Regions from separate parts of the Homo sapiens genome. Here regions 1 and 3 are each linked to region 2. A link is a loop called in an ENCODE intact Hi-C map of the cell type or tissue named here. Cell type or tissue: PC-3. All regions are shown on one strand. Each heading gives the region's core, and the rest is flanking DNA. Links, peaks and the distances in the headings are about the cores only.

What was found. Peaks named below come from ENCODE experiments on the same cell type or tissue, not always from the same donor. Only the 100,000 strongest peaks of a DNase experiment are listed, where the experiment ranks them.
Region 1: a loop joins it to region 2, with 4 times the contacts of the local background. A loop is called at or near these places in 2 of 110 quality-filtered maps.
Region 3: a loop joins it to region 2, with 7 times the contacts of the local background. A loop is called at or near these places in 3 of 110 quality-filtered maps.

What each region holds. Positions count from the first base shown.
Region 1 is chr7:42,010,079-42,017,971 of GRCh38, reverse strand. All of the region lies in intron 10 of GLI3 (GLI family zinc finger 3), which reads left to right. Among named protein-coding and RNA genes, the nearest start is that of GLI3, 220 kb to the left of the region's middle. In PC-3, for the core only: a CTCF peak has its summit at 3,155 (motif pointing left); a DNase peak (open chromatin) is centred at 3,131.
Region 2 is chr7:42,229,073-42,236,965 of GRCh38, reverse strand. The region is part of intron 1 of GLI3 (GLI family zinc finger 3); the gene reads left to right. Among named protein-coding and RNA genes, the nearest start is that of GLI3, 4.2 kb to the left of the region's middle. RefSeq lists enhancers at 1-13, 7,875-7,893. In PC-3, for the core only: no CTCF peak of the experiment used is centred there; a DNase peak (open chromatin) is centred at 4,535; H3K4me3 peaks cover 3,296 bases; H3K27ac peaks cover 1,265 bases.
Region 3 is chr7:42,475,330-42,483,222 of GRCh38, reverse strand. No RefSeq gene overlaps it. Among named protein-coding and RNA genes, the nearest start is that of LINC01448, 230 kb to the left of the region's middle. In PC-3, for the core only: no CTCF peak of the experiment used is centred there; a DNase peak (open chromatin) is centred at 3,232; H3K27ac peaks cover 2,020 bases.

The sequences.
Region 1 (7,893 bases), core at 980-5,979, 220 kb after region 2:
TCACTTATCATACTGTGAAACAGCCATGAAAATAAACGCTGTCCCCAACGTCCAAGGCCAAGCACAGATCACATGCAGTAGGTCTAATGAGAAACAGACAGAGGGTCTCGAAGAGGTCACTCAGTCTCTCATTGTTTTATGTGTGTGTTTCGCTGGGTTGAGTGGGGGAGGAGAATGCGGTGGCACTGTCGGTTTCTGTGGCTTATTTTATATTAATTGTTGCTAAACTGGGATGTACGCTAGACTGAAGCCAAGAGACTTCCTTTTTCTTCCGCATTGTGTGTCTGCTGAATAAGACCTGGCCTTGCCTCGTTCAACCTTGGTTTCAGTCAAAGAAAGCAAAAAGTTTGAATTGGATAGTCCTTAGGACAGGGATGGTAAACAGATTCTCCCTCAAGTGCGAGCTAGCTGGCTGGCAGCCACCAGGAGTACTGTGCAGAGTCCCCCTCCCCTTTCAGCCTGGGAGGGAGTTTGGGGTGGGCTGGGAGTGGCGGGGGGCTGTGAACAGTTATGGGTGACTGCCCCCAGGTGGAGTTTAAGAGGCGGCCATGTATTAGTTACTTTCTTAATTCATTCATCCGTTGTATACTCCCTGAAATATTTCATCAAAATCTTCCTCCGAGTAACTGTTTCTGACATCTGGGGAACATTTTCCTATTGAAAGCTTTTTAGCTGGTTCTCAATGATACTTTAGGTGAGATTCTAGATTCTGCCAATAGTTAGTGCCCTGGAATATTCTGTATGGATCCACTCCAGACAAGTGGGAATGGTGGTCACTTTGGGCTGGGCTGCATACCTCATTTGAATATGCTTGCCTATAGCAGATGTTGCTGGCATAATGTATTCTCCTGTTTATTAGGAAAAGTACAAGCCAACATTAGTGGATCAGCCATTTGCTCAACAGCTCTTGATGAGATGTGCAGAGCCCTGGCAGGTGCTACATGGGCTGGGGACAGCCCATGTGGTACCCACAGCCCCAGCTTTGTGGTGGACACATGATTTACACCCTCAAAGACTGGACAGTCTGACTGGGAGGAGGAGATAAGGAAACATAAAAGCATAGTGAACAACAAGAGGTGAAACATAAAGAAGCCATAATTGTGTATTGCGACTCTATGGGCTGAGAGAGGGAGGAGTACAGAGGAATACTGGAAAAGACTCCTAGGAAACAGGTGGAAAATATGGTTAGGGTCAAAGTAAATCATGCAGGTAAACTTTTGAGGCCTGATGAAATGATGATGGTGGTGATGATGATGATGATGATGATGGTGGTGATGATGATGATTTGAGAAGAATTAGCACCTGATTTGAAGGAATAATTTTGTTTCCCATCATTACCCAGTGGCAGTACAGTGTGAATGTGTTTCAAAGCAGACAGACCTGGGTTCACGGCCTGCTCTGCTCCCAAGGAAAATAGTGACTTTTACCACATAAAACGGTGAGGGAATTAGCTAAAAAAGTTATACTCAATAAAATGTTAGTGATTCTGCTTACGAGAGAAAAATGTCAAGATATTTAGAGGCTGCTGTGTCCATGCATGTCACGTATAAAAGCAGGGGTTAGGTTAATATTCAGGCAGTGTTGGGGTTGGTATGTCAGCATGAAATTAGTAATTGCAGAAAGATGTCGATAGGCCCCCAGTTCATGAAACACTGCAAGAGAAGAACTGGAGCGGCGCTCTGGGTTCATTTCTTCCATTGCAGGTTCTTCCTTGTGCTTTTCTGCAGTGCGGAGATTCCATCTCTCCTGTTCATGTGTCCTGACATCCTTCTGGAAATTTTCTTCGGTGGTTACACCAAACCAAGGTTTCTCCACTGTAGCACATAAGGGCAGATCATTCTCTGGCGTTGGGGGTTGTCCTGGGCATTGTAGGGTGTTAAGCAGCATCCCAGGCCTCTCCCCATGAGATGCCAGTTCTTTATAGTGGGAGGCTGTCCTGCGCATTCCCTCCCTCGTCATGACAACCAAAACTGTTTCCAGACATTGTCAGATGTCCCTGGGAGACAGTATTGCCCCCAGTTCTGCCCTAAATATTTCCTCTTGTCGCGTAGTGTGGAGAAAGAAAAACACACGTAAGAAAAACAAAAAAAAATTGTGATTAAAGAAAAAGTTTCTCCTGTTTAAATGTTCTTTAGAATGTTCAGATTAGAAATAAGAGATGATCTCATTAAAATGTCTCTAGTAAGAAGCTACTTAAATATACCTATGTGTGGGGGGGTGGGTGTGTGTGTGTGCGTGTGTAAACTGGCAGAGCTTAATTTAAAAACCACATTTGCTAAGGTTAGGCACACAGTAGTTCTCAGTAAGGCCCATAACCAGCCAAGCCCGTTTTCTTGGTGGAGAAACTCCATCACTATTTTTTTTTTCAGGCCTAGGGAAGTCACACAGACTCCAACTTCTGAGATCATAGCAAGCAGAGTTGGAGATCAGGCTCCTGCTTTGACATAAAACAGAGCTCCGGGAACAGAAAGCAGTTTTCTAATGCGAGGACTTTTTTTTTAAGATTTGGGGATATTTAGGCTTCTCTGGGATTAGCCAAATACTACCATGGAGGCATTTTTATTTTTTCTAGAACAATTAATGTTGCAAGAGAAGAGAACTGTAAATGGGATATCCTCAGGAGACAATGTGTAAGCCAAGGCCTTAAACTTAAACCAACTCCACCCGACCCCACCCAGTTACCAGTAAAACCAGCATTAATCAGTGAGTGGGGGATGGGAAGAACACCAGATAATGTGTTGGAGATCTGTCTTTCATTCCTACATCTGCCAGAAACTGTTTCTGAATTTAAGTAAGTCACCCTGCAGTAAATCCTCCGTGTCTCATCTGTAAAGTGGAGATAATAATATCCATTCTAGGTTCTTCACTGGGTTTTTTAATTTGTTTTTTGTTTATGAGGATAGAATGAGATCCTATAATGGAAGTACTTTGTAAACTCAAAAGCTTTATTCAAACATAAGGAAAAATCCATAGCAAGTAGTACTAATAAACTCACTCAACTGAAGAATGGAGAGATTAAGTGCACTTTTATGAACATTTAAAAATAGTCATAAGTATACCATTGATTTCAGTTGCACAGGCTCGCCTATGCAGGCTGCTGTTCATCTTACCTGTTTACTCATCTGCTGTTGATCCATCGTCACCACCTGGTGGCCACTACAGAAATTGCAGGCATAGCAGCTAGAAGAAAACGCTTCATGCATGTCCGATCTAGGGTGCTGGGGTTGGGGGCTATCCCTTTGAGTAAGGGGAGCATACAGGGCAGGCTGTTATGAGTACTATCGATGTACAAGCAGGACAGTGGGAAAATGAGTAAGGTGAAGGCACAGAAGAAGGAATGAAAGATACATCTCATGGAGATTGGATATGAGCATGGTATGGAATAAACTGGTGGATGTAAACACAGAAAGACCATTGCAGAAAGGCATTGGGGATTCTATGTGGAGAAGACAGCAGGAAGAAGTTAAAGGGTACAGAAAGTATGGGAAAATTTTATCTATGATTATAGCTAATATAATAAAAGACTGAGGTTTTTGGCATCTCTTTGAATTAGAAATATAATTACAAATGATTTGTTTTATGCTTTTTGGTTGAAGAGTGGTATGATAAGTAATGCAGTTAGAGCAGAACCAAAGTATGTCCGGAAGGCAGAAGGGTAGTGGGTAGTAAGATTAAAGAGCCGAGTAGCACCATGTCATGGGAGATGTGATTGCTAGACTAGGAGTCTGACTTTTATTCCAGGTGGAGTAAGGATAATTAAATGCTTTTGATGAGAGGAATGGCTTGAGCCAGCATCAGCTTTAGAAAGATGGGGCTGAGCCTTGCAAAACCTGGCAAGTTGCAAGTACAGTGTATTAAAGAGGGCAAGGTTAGACTGGGGTAGGGCCAGAAGTGAGACTCTGCAGTGGAAGTTATTTGAAATTATTTTTTAAAATTTGGGAGGATAGTTTGGAGATGTTTTACGAGTACAGTTTGAGCAGCTGATGTGGATGTTCTGCATGATATCCAGAGAGAAGTCAGAAGCTTCAGGGCTGCTGGCTGAGTGCTGGGAGGAGACGTTACCCATGGAACCTCTGTGTCTTGCCTGTGTGGCATCAGGCTCTTTACCAAAGGGTACTAAGATTCTGCTATCTTTCTTTAAAACAGGATTATCAGGGTCGTTGGGATAATTATCTCTGATAGTTTATGGGAGATACCTACTACAGTGCTAGTCAAGTTTTTAGAGCCAGTTAGCTTTTATTGTGATTGTTATCATTTTTCCTTTGTCATTATTTTGCTTTGTGCAAAATAAGATGTGCCAGGCCAAGCGAGTGGCACATGCCTATAATCCCAGCACTTTGGGAGGCCGTGGTGGGAGAATCACTTGAACTTAGGAGTTCAAGACCATCCTGGGCAACATAGCAAGACCCTATCTCTACAAAATAACAATAATAATACTAATTTAGCCGAACATGGTGAGGCACACCTGTAGTCCCAGCTACTTGAGAGGCTGAGGTGGCTGCAATGAGCTATGATTGCACCACTGTACTCCAGCCTGGGCAACAGAGTGAGACTGTCTCAAAAAAAAAAAATAAGGTGTGTCTTATTTTCTAGTTATGAATATATAATCCTGTGGCACACAGGCATCACCTGGCAAATAGTTCCATACATCTACAGTGGCCACTTTTCTTCCAATCAGGGCAGGATTGTTTTGGACGAATACAGAGAATGAATATTCAAAGCATTAGGTCTGGTGGGCTTAGACAAATAAAATAGACAGGTAGGTCAACCACATTTTATTTCTAAGTGGTGATTCAGATGAATGGGATGTAGTTCCTGATCTGTTTGGCAGGAATGAAAATGTCTTTCTAATCAGGAAAACAAAACTGCACCAGCTGTCTTCTGTTAGATTCACAGGACTCTCTCCGGTCAACCATGTCTCTAACATAACCGGCCCAATCTTATCTCGGCTGCTCTACCTGCCTAAAGGGACATGGTGTTTCTTTAGGCTCTCCCTTGTGCTTCAGCACATGTGACCTGTCCCAAGGAGCTCTCTAGGACATGCGGGAGAGCCCAGTTTGTGAAGAGGAGGTCTTCCTGGTGGCCTTTCCTGGGGGCAGGGAGAGTTTGCACAGGTTCCTCTGGTGCAGTTTCTACCACAAGATAAAGCAGTCAAGCTGCAAGTGAAACACAGCCCTCACTGTATTCCTCCTCGTGTTTAGCAGAGATAAACTTCACTGGAATCTCAGTACTGAGCCATTTGGCTTCTGGCTGTAGCTTTAATTGATATAATGCAGATTTTTTTTTTCTTGATCAAGAGGGGATTATTCTTGTTATCAGTCCAGAGCATCTTATTTTAAGATGAAAAGCCTTTACGGAATTACAGATGCCAGCACTTGTACAAAGCTTTTTGGCGATTGACAACTCAAAGAGAAAGTATGATTTATTAGCCTATAATGGCTAACCCTGAGCAATGGTCTAGGTCCTACTGATTTGTGAAATTGCTTAACGTGAACTGCCTTTTTATGCTACACAAGCCCCAGGTTACTCAAGTAAATGTAGTGTCTGCATTACATGAAATGTTACAGGAGAGAGAAGAAGAAAAGGGAGGGGGGAGAGGAGCAAGGTGGATTCTAAAATCCATCTTGGTGGTGCCTTTTACAGTAGTTTGGCTGATAAGCCGGCAGAGGAAAGATTAATAACGAGGCTTGTCGCTATCAGTACCTGCTTGTCGATTCTCTGTAACAGGGCTGTCTGTTCAGCATGGAAATTATTGATTAAATAAAAATGGCTATTAGATTGTGACGTGATCCATAATCACAAACAATGGTGGACATTCCTCTCTTAGATCCTCGGCCATGCATCAAGTCGTTTCTTTTTTCCCCTGGCCGTAATTTATATTGCGCTGACACTTGGGCTCATTAGGTTTATCCTTTCTGCTCAGAGGCACGAGCGGTGAGGACCAGCAGGAAGTCGGGGAGGAAGAGAGGAGAGATGATGGCCCCGGCCAGGGATCTGGCCAGTGTACTCACTGGGCTAGCATAAACATGTTGCAGTAAAATACATATCACATAGCAGTTACCATTTTGTCCATTTTGAAGTTTGCAGTTCTGTGTGGCATTGAGCGCAGTCACAGTGTTGTGTAACCGCCAACACTGTCCACTTCCAGGACATTTTGATCACCCCACAAGGCAGCTCTGTATGCATGAAGCGGTTACCTCCCATTCCCCCTCCCCGCCAGCCCCTGAAAACCACCAACCTGCCTTCTGTCTCTATGGATTTGTTTATTCTGGATATTTCTTATAAATGAAATCATACAAAATGTGACCTTTTGTACGATGTCTGCCTTTTTTGCACTTACCATGTTTTCAAAGTTCATTGATGCTGTGGCAGGTATCAGTGCTTTGTTCTTTTTTATGGCTGAATAATATTCTCTTGGATGGCTGGCTATACCACACTTTGTTTATCCGTGCATCCGTTGATGGATATTTGAGTTTCTACTTTCTGGCTATTGTGTTACTATGAACATTCATTTACAAGTTCATGCTTGAACACCTGTTTTCAGTTCTTTTGGGTATATCCCTAGAAGTGGGATTGCTGGGCCATATGGTGATTCTCTTTGCTTTATTTCAGAAACTGCTAAAGCTATGGCAGGGTTTAAGCTGTAGGCTCTGCCTTTTTCAGGTGGTCTCACCTTTAACTTCATTCTGCTTCCCTCAGTACCACCCCTTCTTGCCTGAGTGCTGCCTAAGCTCCCCTGGGCTGGGGACTCAGTCTGGCTGTGGAGTGCTCTATGACACTGCTATCTGTGGGTACACAGGCATTACCCAGCAAATAACTCCATACATCTACAGTGGCCACATCTACAGTGGCCACATTTCCCCTAAACAAAGTGGGACTGAATAGTCAAAGCATTAGGCTAGGTGGACTCAGACAAATAAAATAGACTGGTAGATTGACCACATTTTATTTCTAAATGGTGATTCAGAGGAATGGGGTGTAGGTTCTGTTCTGTTCTGTAGGAATGAACATAATCCTCTTTTAGTAGCTGGTTTGTGTCCTCCTTCCTGGACATTATTGCTGTGGTCCCTCCTAGTTGTGGAATCTTAAAAATGACCTAACCAACTACAAGGAGGTCTAGCAAGGCTAAAAAACATATTGAAGGCCACTAAACTCATTAGTGAGTGGTTTGCTACTGATTAATCAGTTTCCTCATACACAAATCATATTGTTTTAATGGCTGCTTGGTGCATATAAGGAAGGTTTGGCCTTTAGATGTTCTTAACTATTAAATGTATGCATTTTATTATCTCACACTTCACCCCAACAAAGACAGTCCCCTTCCCCTGTCCACTTCAGTCAAGTTGCCTCAAGTTTGATATTTTCCCACATGTTTATGGCCAGTTAGATACCATTGAAAGCGAATATAACACTTCATCAGAAACTTCAGACTCTTTGATCAAAACACAGGTGAAAATCACATGCTCATCTATAACTGAATATTTCCACTCAGGCTGAAACCCATGAACTCATCCAGAAGAGGCATCTGTCTATTGATGTGGTCAGGTGTGCTATCGATTATCCTAAACTTAAAGCTGGAAGCAACACTTAGAAGAAGCATAACTTCTTAACTTGAACCTCCAAGCTCCCAGTGCACTCCCCTACCCAGCCCTGTGTTATTTACCGTCCCACTTTAAGCCGCAGCCTCACATGGAGAGAGGCAGAGATGAGGCTTCTCCAGAGGGAAACAGCTCTCAGGGCAGCCTCTGGAGCCTCGTGCAGGCACAGGAGCAGGTGCCCAGGAGCAGCTCCGAGTGTCAATCCTGGCTTCCCTGGGGGCCTTGTTGAATAGCAAGAGACTTTGGAGAAAGTGCTGCAAGTCAGTTGAGGATCATTCCAGAAAGCCACTGTAAG
Region 2 (7,893 bases), core at 1,517-6,516:
TCCCGCTCGAAGTTCTTTGTTTCGCGGACCCCGCAGCCCGCTCCTGCGGCCGCGCCCGCGCCTCCGGGGCCAGAGGTGGTCCCCAGCGTGGGGACGGGATGGAGTGAAAATGGCTGTCAAAAGGCGCCCAGATTTAGAGAGCCGCCGGTGAGGCGTCCGAGCAAGGCTTGCATTCGCTCCCTCCTCCTGGAAGGTCCTTTCCGAAGAGTCCGACCCGCGGACCGGCCGGAGACGGATTGGAGAATTTCACCTCCCGGAGGGGGGACGAAGTTTGCCGCAGTGGTGGCGGCGCCCCTCGCCTCCGCCCCCATCCAAAGGGTTCAGAAGAACTCCGCGAGCCCCGCACGCGCCTGGCTCCTTCCTTTGCGCGGTGGCGCTCTACGGCTCGGGCTTCGGGCGCGCACGGCGCTCGGGATGGGCGGAAGGAGGCGGGAGGCATGGTGGGTGCGCGCGGGGACCTCCGCCGCGGGGGCCGCCGCCGCTGGGGCTTCTCCAGCCCGGGCTATGCTTCGGAGGGCGGGGGTGTGGTGTGAGCGGATGGAGAGAGGCGCGCCTTCGTCGTCATAGAGGAAAAGTGAAAGTTGTACCATCTGTATATGATTTGGGATTCTCTTATTTCTTTTCCTTTCCAGGGGCAGCGCGCACAGACACACAAAGTAACCGTGGTCCATGCAATAATCATTTAAGGTGCCGCGTTTACACAGAGCAGCAGGGGACAGTTACTTTCTTGAGTAGCAGCGGGAAAACGGGCGGGAGAAGGCAGAGAGGGTGTAAATATTGATCCCAAACTTGCAGAGTTTGTGAAGCGACTTTTAAGCAGATTGTCCGAAGCGGACGCTCCACCCCGCACCCGGCCTTTTATCCTTTCCTGAACTTTGTGCTCCTGTCCCCCATTGCACCTCCTTCTGTAAGATGCCGTCCCCCGAGAGGCGCTGCACCCCAGGCTTCCCTGCCTGACCCCGCGTGGAAAGAGGATTAAGGAGGCTCCCTCCGCCGCTGGTCATCCTGCCCCAACTTCTCATCTCCCCAGTGCAGACTGCCGGGTAGATTCTGGCCTTGGGTACAGTGCTCATGGCCCTCTGCCAGTTTATATGTACATATATTTATGTAAAACATTTTCTCCCAGCTCTTTGCCAGCTGTTCCACATTTTCCAGCTGCCACTTCAGTTTGAAATGATGGACTGTCTGCGTCTCCAAGTCAAAGAACCCTTTAGTCAAAGGTATGGAGGGCCGGCCGCTGTGCAAATACATGGCAGTGCCATTAGCCGGGCTGGTATTATTAGTTCTAAAAAATACCTCCTGCTCCCCTTTTCCTCTCCTCCCTCTTCTCTCCAGTTAGGCTTTCCAGAGCACAGTATATACACTTTGCTGAAAATTCGAGTAATTAGGCCTTTCCCTCTTAAATGTGATTTTTGTACAGAATTTGGATGAGGCCGTTTTTTTAGATCCCTGAAATATGTGTCTGGTGGAAATAAATTAACTTTTAAAAATAAAAGAGTTTCAGCTTGAGCGCATTGGGCATGGCGGGTGGGGGGCCTGCACCCTGGCCGTCTGAAATGAGCTCTTTTCAGTCTATTTAAGGCAGGAACCATTCATCCTCCCCATGCTACACTTTTTGTGTTGTTTGATGTCTTAGCATATTATAGACCGAAATCTACAAGAATTGACCTAAAGTATTAATTTTGAGTATTTATGTAATTGCTCGGTAATTTTGAATAGGTGCCTTATTGATTGATTCCTGTAATTATTTCATTTAGGTTTTAGATTAAAAATTAATAGTAGTCTGACAGTTTCTTAATTACATGTGTCAAGATTCTTTTGAAGGAGGAAAATGCTATGTTTTAAAATAGTGAAATAGCCTCAAAATCTCTTAATTTTTCTAAAGCAGAACAGTATTTCAGTTGAGGGGATATATTAAAGCTGCCGGGACTGGTTTTAACAATGTAAACTCTGTGAAGTATCTGAAGAATTTGTTTATGTTAGGAAATATTGGTCTTAACGACCTGGTACACAAACACTTTGGCCAGTTAAACTATATTCAAACCTAAAACAAACATGAAATAACATTTAAATTAGTTGTAATAGCATGCTTATACAGAGTAGAGAGTTTATTTTATACTAAAAGCTATTTAATTAGAAACTCCCCGCCTAAGGGGAGATCCTTTCAGGGTATGCAATTCTTAAAGTCAGCCTAGGGAAGCTTTGGTTTAAGATGCATGAATGAGTCCAATGTGAGAGGTGTCTAGTGAAATTTCACACAAGCAGAAACACTTTAAAGATATAGATTGTATTATTGTTAGTAGGCTGGTAGGTCCAACTCAGATGCCTACCAATTCCCAGTGCCTTTAACATGCTTGTGTTCCTTGACTGAACCTTGATATAAACACATTTCTATTGTATATCTAATTTGCAAAGGACCATAGACAGAAATGAGAAAATTCAATACTGATGAAAAATGGCTCTGTAGAGTTATTTCATTAATTATTTAATGAAAGAATTGTTAATTTATCAATTCGATGTGCAAGCCTAAAAGTTGGACTTTCCTTTGTTTCTTGGCCAGTGAAGTTTCCTTAATTACCTGCATGCTGTAAGCATTTCAGACTTCCTCTGTGCTTAGCCATTTAGAGGTCCTTCCTCCTATGTAAGGTATCCTGCTTACTGAGACCTCTTCTCCCCCTCCATTTTTTGAGGATAGAGTTTGGGAGCTTATGAAAAGAAACAATTTAATGATCATTGTTGCATGCACTCACTTACATGGAGACAGTAATGTACTAAGAAAAACCAGTCTTGAAGGAAAAGTGAATCAATGAGTCATGAAATCCTCAAGAAAACCTTAGCAATGGAATGTTAATGCTTTTAGACTATAGTAGATTATCTTAAAAGTCAGACTTTTCTTCTTTATGCAATTGTTGTAAATCCCCAGCTAAAGAATTCTTTGAAGGAGGTTTTAGTTTTGCTGGCATTCATATTCTGAGGTCGGTCTGATTTGTTTTGGAAGATTCAGTAAATTTTCTGCCAACTTATATCATGAGAGGCAATTAAAATGCTGAAATGACTTTATAGGACACACACACACATACACACACGTTTGTTAAACAAAAGGTTCCACTCTAATAATGACTTCAGGTTGTCTTTTCATTAAAGCCTAGGAGAAGATACTGCCCTTCTCTTCACGTTGTCATTTTTCTAGATGAAAATTGATCTGTTTCTGGTTTCAAAGCAAATAAAGGGAGACAGAATAAACAACAACAGGGCAGGGGGTACTGCTGCAAACTTTTTCAAGTATTTTCAGTGTATTTTTCATCTTTACTTTTATTTGATGGGCCTGTGAAATAGAGCTGTAGACTGGCGAAGACTTTAAATGAAATTTCACACTTTGATGATTTTTTTTAAACTTTGATATATTGACAGCAAAAGGAGCTGCAAAGCTTTTATATAACTTGAGCAGTAACGCCAAGCAGCAGTCAAACGTCTCTATGCATTTGTGTTTAACTGCAGAAGAAAAACATGTCCATGGGCAGTGGAGGTTCTTATCAACCCCCTAATCCCAGATCCCAGCAAACCTTGAGGGCATGCCTCAGATCTTGCTGAAATCACTGTAGACTCTCACAGTTTGCAGATTAAATATGCTATGTGTTCCTGGCTCCAGCAACAGTTTTATGAGCTCACTAAGCTTCCTGTTTTAAGATCCTTTTCTTAAGTTTTTAGGAGCTGCTAAAGGCAATGCTGTCTGGAGTAAGTGGTACTTGTTAATTTAGAGCCACTTTAGATATTTCATTCTCTTTTTTAAAAATTGCCATAATTATTATTTTTAAATTGAAAGGCCAGTCACTCCAGGGAGAGGGAGGAGAGCTGTTTGAAAGAAATTGAATGTTAAATGTGTTTGGAAGTACATTTGATCGCAAACTTTACATGGTGTCTCAATTGTTTTATGGCACTTTTCTTTTGCCTGGCCCCTGAAAATGAGAGACTTTTTCCACTTGTAATTCTAAATGCGCTATATTTGAGTGCCAAATTTCTTCACTACTCATTACCTCTGTGAGTGTCTTTTGGTTTTTTTAAATGTGAAAGTGTTTTTTGTTCTGTGTGTATATATTTCAACCCGACAAAATGTCTCAGAAAATCTATGGCCTTCTAAAGAAGCTGAATGAAAAAGCCATTACATAGTTAATAAGGTGGCTTTGGAACATTTCAGCCCCCTCCTGAAAGGCAATATTGTGTTGAGCTCCACATCTGCATCTGTGGTATCTATAGTTGTACTCTCATATATGGCACTTCTGCATTTTGCATAGGAGTCATAATTAAAAAAGAAAATACTTACATCATTGTCCAACAACATGTCATATAATTCCCAAGAGAACGCTAGCCAGTTTTGTGCTTAAAGGTTATTCAATGAATGAAATTGTGAAAGCCCATTTGTCAAAGTACTGCATGGTTTCTGTTAGTGTTCAAGCCCCAAATTCATTGTCTGCCCGGGCCCAGCCATTAGTCATCAGTGTATTAGTGCTGCCTTCAGGCCATGCTGCCCAGCACTTCTTCACACCATTATAGCTTTGAAAGTGTACTCTGTCGACTTGTAGAATTACTGCTCTGATTTCCGCTTGACTGGGTTTGAGGTAAGTCCCCTCCCTACCTTCTAGCTGACTGTAATCCTTGCTTTCTTTTAAAGCTCCTTTCCAGAGATTTAGGGGAAAACTTTCTTAAGGGCCGTGTTGGCATCATACTGTGGTTTTGTTGTGGCATGCACTGTACATATAAATTGTACCTGCAGTAAATTGGATTGACTGCTGGCCTGAAACAGCTAGAGGGGCTTTTCTTTTCTTTTTTAAGAGGGGAGGGGGCTAGGTGGTGGGGGAGGGTGGCACAGGAGTACATTTTGACCACAAGCATTTGATTGTGTACTTCTATAATTCTTATGCCACAAAATTAAATTAATTAAGTAATGGGGGATAAGTGCACTTTTACTTAAATCTTTATTGGAGTAACTTCAGAAGGTAGTGTGACATTATATTGCTTATTTTCATGTGGAAATTTTTAACTTTTGCTACTTTAACTTTTTTTTTTTTTTGAAGATTGCATGAAATGCCTAGGAAGGCTCCAGAGTGCTTTACATTACAAACTATTGATTTGTACAAAGAGAGACTGAAAACTCACCATTTAGATGAAAGATAAGTTTCAAATTGCAGTAATGAAGGACTGAGATAGTTAAGCCCTATTATTGATTTCATTTTGTGATATTTTTAAAAAGAATGATTCAGTCTGAAGAAAGTTAGCAGTGTGTAGAGAAATTTCATCCAGCAGCTTAAGATTGAAGCCTTAATGACTCTGATGTATGGAAACCTGGAATCCAGTGGCCAGACGTGTGGAGCAGGCCATGCCACTTCAGGACAGTGTCTGCTGTTTGAACTGTGGATACTACAATGAAATTCCATATCAGAGAGTTTCATTGAGAGGGTGTGTAGTTTGGTGTAGGTTACACTGGCAGTTTTGTACATGCAAGGCAGAAAAATAAGACAGCTAAAGAATTCTGTCTGTGAACAAGCAAAGTTTATAGGGTAAGTGGACCATGGGGTAATTTTTACTGGATAATCCTTAATTATAAATGCTTAAATTCTGAAAGTATTGCTTTTAAATCTGCAATTAAGAATCAAGGATCAAAAGTTTAAAAGTTGGGAGGATAAAATATGGTAAGTAGTACTTCACAAAAAAATGTTAAATACCTTTGGGATAGCTGTAGATGATTTTAACATGCAACAGGTTATTGGTCTAATATTTGTGATGGTTTAAAAGTAAATTACTATTCATGGAACATACACTCTACTCCCTTATACTCCCTTAAGCCTTACTGTAAAGACACACATGATTCTAAGAAACCAAAGCTACACAAGTTCTATAAGAATAATTAAAGTTTTTTCTTCTGAAAATGTGTGAAAACTTTTAATTCCTATAAGCCTCAGGGAAGCGAGACAAGGGACACATCTGATCAGTCATGATATTTTTGTGATATATGTGGATTTAAGAGGAATACAGTTTTCATGAGCTTAGCTGATCTATAGACTGATAACTGACTTCCAGATCTCCTTCTCTGTCTGAGAAGGATTGCCTGTATCCAGCTAACCCCGTAGAAAGTGGGGGTGCCAGTGTGCTGCACATTATTGCTCATTTTTTAATGGCACCTGCTATGCATGCTGCTTCCTGCAGTGCCTAACCAAGGCACGTGGGACTCATAGTTTTACAGAACTGAGAAATGGTAACAAGTATTAGATGGAGACCTCATACTCCCCTCAAATGTTTCTCATCAAGTACTTCTGGCAACAGGGGAAGAGTAGCTGATGATCTTTTCTTTTAAATACAAATGGCAGAAAAGTAAAACTGGCTCACAGAAATGTTGTTTGTGATTTTAACTGCAGTAGCAATGATTACTTTCATGTCAAATAAGCTTTTCAGTGGTTGAAGTTAAATATATGGATTTCTTAAAAGTTTAGATAGTGTTAATTTACCAAAACCAAATTCACTTAATCCATAGCCAGGCAATTATTTCCCCTTAGAGTAATTTAGTTCCCCTTGGAGTAATTCCATTTGGGTATGTCTGTCATGAATACTGCTTATCTGTGATTAGGAGCATCAGAAATGTAGGAAAGAAAGATTGAAGACACTAGGCAGTGGATTTGGGGAACCCTGAGCTACCAAATGGCAAAGCGGACAGATAGAAGCTTTCCTATTTGGAGTTAAGATTCTAGGCTTTCCTGATTATGGAAAAATAATCATATATACAGGTAAAATAATTATACATGAAAAAATGGTTAAAAATTAATGAAGATTTCATTAAGAACTTATGAAGTTGGGCTTTCCACCCCCCCCCCCCCCGCCCAACCCTTGCAGAAAAAGGCAACACAGACAGGGAAGGGAGAGGAAATGAAGCCTTAGGAATCCTGGGAACTGCTAGAGTGTCACAAAGGTTATGCATATCTAATTGATTTTGCCCTCAGAAGATATTTTGAACACAAGGAAACATCAACCACATTAAAAACCTATAAGAGGTTTTCTGTGGTGCATGAATACATGAAATCCAATGAAATGTTTAAAATTCCCTGCATTTTGCTCATTGAAACTCAGACTATTTCTCACTTCCAGAATTGATCAAAAAGTTCAAATCAACATTAGTTTGTACTTCTTGATTCTGAAAAAAAAATTCTCTTTCTAAAGGATTTATTTATTTTTGAGAAATGGGTTATTAAATAGCTACAGGGAGGTACATATCTTTAATAGTAGTTTTACCTGGATGGTTAATCCGGGAGTAGCATCTTGAAGTAGCAGTTGATCTACTAGTAATATAAGTATGAGAGCAATGTCACTCTTCAGTGCTACAGGGTAGGTTGCCTCAAAAATCCTTATGACAAGCTGCTTTCTTCTGGATATTTAAAACAGCAAATCAAGATTATTCAGCTTATGAAAATACAGGCAGGTGTAAATAAATGTTATTTCTCTGGAGGAAAACCTTCTTCCACTGGAGTAATAGTTCCCTAAACTACACGGAATAATTTCTCACTTAAGGCTGAGCCATGGTGCTGTTAATAGCACTGCCTCGCCTGGAATGTCTTCTGTTTCTGATCTCTTATTGCCAGTAGCTGTTTTAACCTATCAGAAACAGATCGGGTTATCATTAAATAGGCTTTTAACTTAGTTGTTTTAAATCTTGAAATACACTAAGAAAAAAAAGAGAAGAGAGTTTTTGCCCAAGTTTAGGCAACTTAAACCAACTGGCTTAGGGAAATAAATGAAGTAGTCTGCTGTTCAGGGAGGATGCACTATCATGATTGAAGGATGCTGTTCGACTTCACCCTACATTAGAAAGTTGTTTTATTCACTTCAAACATCATTTTAAACGTTGGC
Region 3 (7,893 bases), core at 980-5,979, 250 kb before region 2:
AGGATTTCAGGGACAGACTTTAATATTTATGGAGTGTGTACTATACTAGGTACAGTACCAGGTGCCTCACACACACTTTTCATTTCAGCCTCGCAAAAATGTTGGACATTAGGTATGATGTTTGCAAAGTCTCAGAAAACAGGCTTGGAGGGTTAGCCTTTAAAAAGCCTCATCAGATGAGCTAGGATTACTCCTCTTTGTCTCCACCTTGATCATTGTAGATTAATCCTAAATATTACAATCATCATGTCCTCCCAATAGAGGTGGCATCAAGCTGTTCAGAATGTGGCCTGTGCTAGCAGGGATTGGACCTTCCTGGTGACAGGGAGCAAGGCTGGAGCCTGATGAGAAGCGAAGAGGGAGGTATTAAACACCACAGGTGGTAAGATGGCAACACATTCACGCAGCAACAGGCTTCCTGTCTCACTGCCTTCGGTTGTGCAGGTCTTCAGCTGCTTCTGTCCTTGGTTGCCAATTTTACCCAGTCATCAATGCCTGTTTGTTCAGAATTCCCAATAGAATAACAAGCATCCTACCATATTTGAGAAATGCATGAGCAGTGGGGAATGTAATTTTCTTACATTATGGTTGCTCTCTGTCAAAGGAGAAAAAAAATTTTTGCTTAGAAAAGTAAAGCCTTCTCTGCAGTTACATGGTAGAGAAGACTTAAAAATAACCTTGGTTTTAGGCAGGAAAGAGCTAACTTCAAGGTTGAATGCTACTAGACTTTCCCCTTTTTTCAGAAATCCTTTATTCAACAGTTGCTTCCTATACTTGCAGTAAATGCCCCATGCCGGGAGAAGACAAGGTTAACATTTTCTTACTTCCTGCCTTGTTGGAATTTTGATGTTCATTGTTTCATAGCTCCTTACATGGAAATTTCCTGCATTTGCACACCCACATGAGTGTTCATGAATCTCTTTCAGAAGTTTAGCCAGGTGGTTGTATTGTGTTTCACTGACCTTTTACTCAGATGTCTTGCATTAGAAGTGAAGCCTGTTCATACTTTATGGTAAAGTTCAAAATCACAGGAACTATGAATGACAATATTATAAATCAGCAGGGCCACCAGGGAAGGAATTACTGATGAGTGGTACATAGAAATGAAAAATCCAGTTGTAGCCTTAGTAATGTGTAAGTTGAAGGAAACAGGCAAATTGCTGAATCCAACAAGATACTTTAGGTCAGTGTCTAATCACTTGGGCCAAGCAGAAGGAACACAGGGAAATGACCCCTAAGTGGATGAAAAGAAGCTAGTGAGACTCAAACTGAGCAAGAAAACACAAGGGGAAACAAACTTGTATAAAAAGTACCTGGAACATCAAGGTTCAAACTGGGCAGAAACATCAGGGAGGAAGTTTCTCTAAAGGTCTCCATTGACATGTAACATATGGGTTAGCAAGTGGTTCTCAGACTTGAGTGTGCATCAGAATCCTCAGAGAGCTCAGTACACACAAAGTGCTAGGCCTCTCTCCAGAGATTTTGATTCAACAGGTCTGGGGTGAGACCTAAGAATTTGCATTTTTAACAAGTTCTCAGATGATGCTAATCCTCCTGACCTGAAAGCCATACTTTGAGAACCAAGAGATTAGCAGGTGCACCAACCAGCATGCTGGAGAATGTCTATTGTCCCTGGGCAGAAGCCGTGTGTCTTCTTACTGGAGCCCTCCTCCTGCTGTGCACACACTGTGCCTACAAGGGGCCAAGGCGGCCCATAGCAAGATATCACACCTGCTGTGCATTTGGTGGAGTTGATTTCTGTAGCTGACCTAAGGGTCAGCTAAGTAAACCATATCCTGTTATTGTTTTTGCTTTATTTCTCCTCTGCTTCCAATTTTAAAAAATGTAAGAAAGCATATAATAAATGATTCACATATTAAAACTTAAAATGGAAATAGGAGAAAACATGTAGAAAGAAAAGAAAGCAAACATGTCAACAAAAAACTAAGAGGCCAAATAATATGCATTAGTTTTAGCCCTGATTTTTTTAAGCAACCAAGGTAGGAATCGGGAAAATAATGGGTTACATAGTTCTCAATTTATAGAAAACACATGCAGAATTCTTCAGGAGAGACTAATGTAAGTGAGATTTTGAATAATAAGGAGGAGCGTAAAGCACAATTGAGGAGGGTGGTAATCTGTGCACAGTTTTTTAAAGATTGAAGGTGGAGTTAAGAAGGGCATATGTAGGGGACAGTATGGAGGCTGTTTGAGGATGAATGAGAGCTAATTTTGAGGATGAGTGAGCAAGAGTCTCAGCCCCCAACAGACAGACACTCTGGTGGACAATGTTAGCTCTAGAAGACCTCGGGCCTTCAGACATTTTGCAAAATCAGACCTGAGCTAAGCAGAAACAAAGACTCTTGAGCTGTCGCTTGGTCACTAAGAAAACCAAACCAACTTACCCCGAGCCCAGGCACCAGTCAGTTCTACTCATAAAAGCAACAACTTATCGATAGACTAACAGGGGAGCAGCCATGTCTGGAAAAAGGCCAGAAGGGATTCTCCAGGAACTTGAACAAGGTTACCCGCTATAAAACAAGCATCAAAACATGTAGAAAATGCCCAGGAAACACACACAAAACAAACTCAACCCCTTTCCTCTGCCCACAGGGTTTTGTGAGGTGTCTCGTGGCTCCAGTTCAAATTTCTGTCGTATCGTCAGACTTTCCAGACTCCTAGGACATTTGGCTAAGGCAGGTGTTACATCTTCTGTCGAGGGACTCTCTCCTGCCAGAAAGGGTGGAGTGGCTGAAAGGGAATAATCCAGTCGGGTCTTTTCCATTCCCACTTCTGTGGTCTCCTTTTGACTCTCATCACATCATCACATGAGTCAAAACAATCTTGACACACATAGCTATGCTAATGTCTGAACATGCCTTTTGTCCCTAGTGGCATCTTTCTCAGGAAAAGAAAAAAAGACAGAAAAACAGAGTACCCTAAATAACCCCATTTGCTTGGGAATGATCAGGAAGGATCATGAAGGGTCATTTGCACAGTCCTGTGGTACTTTGTTTATGCTCAACTATTAGGATAAGCATCTAAAGTAAAGGTATGTGAACCTAACTTTTTCTAGCCTGGGCTTATTGTTTACTTTTGCCTTACTGTCAAATCCATCATAAACTTCTCGTATTATCTTTCCCATAAATACACCAGACTCAGTGGAAAGGAGAACATTCCTCTGGGCTGCTTAACAAGCAAATTATTTTTCAACTGCTTCATCCCCTTCCTCCCCCACCCTTTGAATAAACATTTGGGAGACACAATCCTGTGGCCTGGCAATTTGCAAAGATACTCTTTGTCCTCGCAAAGGCAAAACAAGACGGACGAGGTTAATGGAGGATATGAGTTATCTTGGGTAATCAGTTGAAACAGCCACATCTCTAATTCAAGGCTTCCTTTGATTTATCAATGTCATATTTCACATTAAGGCCCCCAACGTCCATTTTCTTCATTTCCTTTCTAATTATTGCTTCCCAACTCAATAATTTGCTGTTAAATAGTTTCTGAAGTCTTGCATCTAGTTTGTTCAGCATCTTGGAATGTGATGAGAAAAATGGTCTCTCTGTTGGAAAAACCATACGGACTTTTTGTTCTTTTCATTTACACTTTGTATCCTTTCCCACTTGTGAGTAAGTGGATCCAGACTAGTGGCTAATGATGCAGGAGAATAAGAGTAAATAGCTTTCACCAGATCCTTGGGGGAAGGGTCGGCAGCATTTCCACCCAGTGGAGGATGGGATTCTATGAATAAGTGCCCAACCTCCTACTATCAGGTGGGATAATCCAGAGGTGAATTCTACATGGATCCTTAGAGGCCTCAAAGAAATTGAACCCACTGGGCACAGCAGTGAGCAGCTTGTGGATGCACCTTCTCTCCCCCATCTCACTCTTCCCCACTCATTTACTTCTGCACTCTGGGATTGTCTTTCCAATCTCAGCGCTGCATTCCTTTATAACATTTTAAGGTGGAAACCAAAAGGAAATATCCATGTCCCCTTTCAGTTTGATTAGCAGAGGAACTAGAAAAAGGTACTCTGAATTCTTGAACTCAGACAAAAATGTCACCTCCTCCCTTTCCCAACTGTAGCTGATTCTGAGAATAGACACCCAGGGATATCTCTTACTAACAGCAAATATGGGGGCAAAACTGAAAGCATGTGTCCCACAGGGTAAGCAATATGGCTTTCTGAAAGTATTCATGAAATTCCTTCCTGTTGTTAATTCCAGAGTCGGACATTGTTATTCTCAAATCAGGTCGTGCTTCCCTCGGTTGAGTACGGCTTGCCGCCTCCCCTGGGGCCTGACACTTGGAGTTCTGCGTTCACTCTGCAGACTATGAGGAGCTGGAAAGAGATCAACCATTCCCCTGGGCATCTCAGAGACTCTGGAAGGAAAGGGAGGAAGCTGGTCTCATCATTGTTTGGAATAGGTCTTTTCTCTGGGAAGGAAATCTCCTTTAGGGTTTAACAGAGAATCAGGAGGATGACTCCATGTATTGGTTTGCTAGGGCTACCATAACAAAATTCAACAGATTGGGTGGTTCAAACAACATAGGTTTACTTTATCATAGTTCTAGAGGCTGGAAGTCTGAGATGAAGGTATCAGCAGGTTTGGGTTTTCCTGAGGCCTGCCTTCCTAGCTTACAGACGGCCACCCTCTCACTGTGTCCTTTCACGGTCTTGCTCTGAATGCAACAGGTGTCTAGTGTCTCTCCACCATGTGCCCAAACTTCCTCATCTTTTAAAGACATCAGTTAAATTGGATTAGGGCCCACCACTATGACCTCATATTACCTTAATTACTCTTTGAAGGCCCCATCTCTCATGTGCCAGACCCCTATTAACCTCAGTAGGGAAGGCACCAGGTTCAAGAGGTCAAAGAAGAGACTCAGAGCCAGCCAATGAGACATGGGCTTTTGTTAGGGGCTGACATACAGAAGAGAGAGTCCAGTGGTGGTGGGTTGGACAGGAGAACCACCTTACATACAGAAATGGTCCAGCGGCTGTGGGCTGGGCAGGAAAATCACAACTGCTTGCAAATTGCAGGCAGTTTCTATAGCATTCTCACTTAACACCCTCCCACTAACAGCCTTCCCCTGGCAACCCTCATTTAACCCCAAACTCAGGGCCTCAATCCCCTGTATGGCCCATGTTCCATAGGATCAGCCTAGGCTCAGATGTTCCTCATAGACAAGTAATGAATCTCTGGGTTGTCCACTTCCAGATTCCCTAGCTTGAAACAACATTCAGGTGCATATGCCATGCAGGGTCATTCTAAGGGTGTGCTTAAGAATAATCTCCAAATACAGTCACAATCTGAGGAATTAGGGTTTAGGATTCCAGTATATGAATTTTGAGGAGACACAACCCAGCCCATATCAGGTAGAGAGAGAGAACTGTTGAACTCGACACGGCATTGTCTGGCTCTCTCACTCACTCCCAACCTTAGAGTCTGCCCCAAACTCAACCTTTTCCAGAAAGGTATCTTAGGATCATGAGCATCCCTGGATAAGTCTTTCCACCACAGCATGGTGTCAGACACCCACTTTGTCTTCTGTCCTGATCTAGCACCCTTTGGCTGGTCTGGCCTCATGGGCTGGCACATGGGCATGTTTCCATTGTCCCCACTGCTGCCTCCTGTGGGGCACCCCTGATCTTTCTGTATCCAACATGTATCAGGCCAAAGCCACTCTGCTGGAGTAGGCAGAGCCCTGTCCTTGCCCTGTGGTCCCCCATCCTGGCATACTGGTCCCAACACCTCACAGAGATGGTGAGTGACATCCACCCTGCCATTACTGCTTCAGGCAGTGCTCTAAGACCCACTCACAGTCCTCGGAGTAGCCTCAGAGACAGGCGCCATGCTATCTTCAAAAACCCTCCCTTCAAGGGCACACATGCTCTTTTGTCAACAAAATCCCTCTCTTCTCCCTCCTTCCCATCACCTACAAACCCCCCATGGTTTGTAATCAGCCTGTTTTGAAATTTCTCCTCACATGAAAGGGCCCTGAGTTGCAAGATCTGGATCAAGTAGTATTTCAAGAGTGACTCCTTTAGCAAACTTCCAAGTATAAACCTATTGAAAACTTTAAAAGATAATTAAATACTTCCTTAGATTTGTGTAGCATTTCAGAGTTTATTAAGATATTTGATATATTCATCACATTGATCGTTCAAGAGACCTAGAAAGAGGGCATTTCTTCATCTTCACTAGTAAATTGAGAGGCAGAAGTTGGCTTGATGTGGCCATTCTCCACAAACCATGAACTAGAGCTTGTATCTTCACATGCTCATTTCAATGTTCTTTCAAAATTCCTGTCATTCTCCCCAAGACCCCTTAGGACATTGTGCAAAACCCCTAGGTTAATATTTATCCAAGATGAATGGGAAATACCCACGTGAGAGTGGACACCATGTGACAAGTAACTAAACAAGCACTTTTCACCTTCTTAAAATGTCAGCTGTTAGCTTCTAACTGAGGTCCAAGGGGAGTTGGTGGGGCAGCGGGTAGCTGGAAAAACCCTAGAGGAATCATAGACAGTTTTGACATGGCTTTTACTCTCTCTCTCTGGGTATGAGAGAGCCGTGGACACAAGCAAGATGTGGGCACAAACCCAGGGTGTGAGCCTGGGTGCAAGGTGACCTGGGTGCAAGCCAAATTACAGCATCAGCAGGGTAATTATACATTTTACAGGCAATAGTCATGCCAAGCCAAAGATGAGCTCAAGTGAGTGGTTAAAGTGTCTCACAAGGCATGCTTACATAACATGAGGAGTTGTACACCTGCACTCCAAACCCACTGAGTCACACTGCACCAGAAAGCCGCCTTGGCCTACTCCTGACTAAAGCACAGCCATCTCCCTTACACTAGCCATGCTGAACCAATTTACTATTATGACAATCCAGGTGGCTTTTTTACATCCCCAAAAGGTATTGCATGTTTTTCCTAGGGCTGCTATAACTACATACCACAAACTGAGTGGCTTAAAATAACATAGAATTTATTTTGTTACAGTTTTGGAGGATGGAATCTGAAATCTAGGTATCTGCAGGGCCATGCTTTCTCTGGAAGTTCTAGGGGAAAATTCTTCATTGCCTCTTTTAGCATCTGGTCCTTGTAGGCAATCCTCGGTGGCCCTTGGTTTGTAGACACACCACTCCAATCTCTTCCTCCATCTTCACGTGGCTGCCTACCCTCTGTGTCTTGTCTCCCATTCTTATAAGGTCACTAATCATTGGATTAAGGCCCATCCGAATCTACTATGACCTCATCTTAACTTGATTACTTATGCAATGACCCTATTTTCAAATAAGATTACATTCACAGGGATTAGCATTTGAGCATGTCTTTTTGGGAGACACAATTCAATCCACACTTGTATAGAATGCTATCATATCATTATCGATATCCTATAGATGAGAACATTGTGAGGCTTAAAGCAGGTCAATCTCTCTAAGCAGGTTTCTCCAAGTTCAGTCCAACAAGCATCTACATCAGAGCCACCTGTGGGATTGCTATATTGCAAACGCCTGGGCCTCACCACAGAGTTGCAATATCAGAATCCAGAATCTTTGCATTAAGTGAAGGCCACAGGTGGCTCTTAGGCACACCTGATTTGGGGAAACCCCTAGATTAGTAAGAGCCACCAGGGACTTTGTGAATAAGTGGTAGAAACTGAATGCAAGCCCAAGCATTCAGACCACAGAACTTTATTTCCTTAATTGAGCACTTCATCTTTTATTCCCTAATTCAAGAATCTGCTTGATTCTTTGCCCCCAGACTCTTGTGAATGTCAGTCTTGCTTGCTCGGCATGTGTGTCCTTTCCAGGCCTGTGAACCTTGTGGTACAAGTTGGCGCTACACAGACACACATGGGAGCCCCAGCCTTTCACC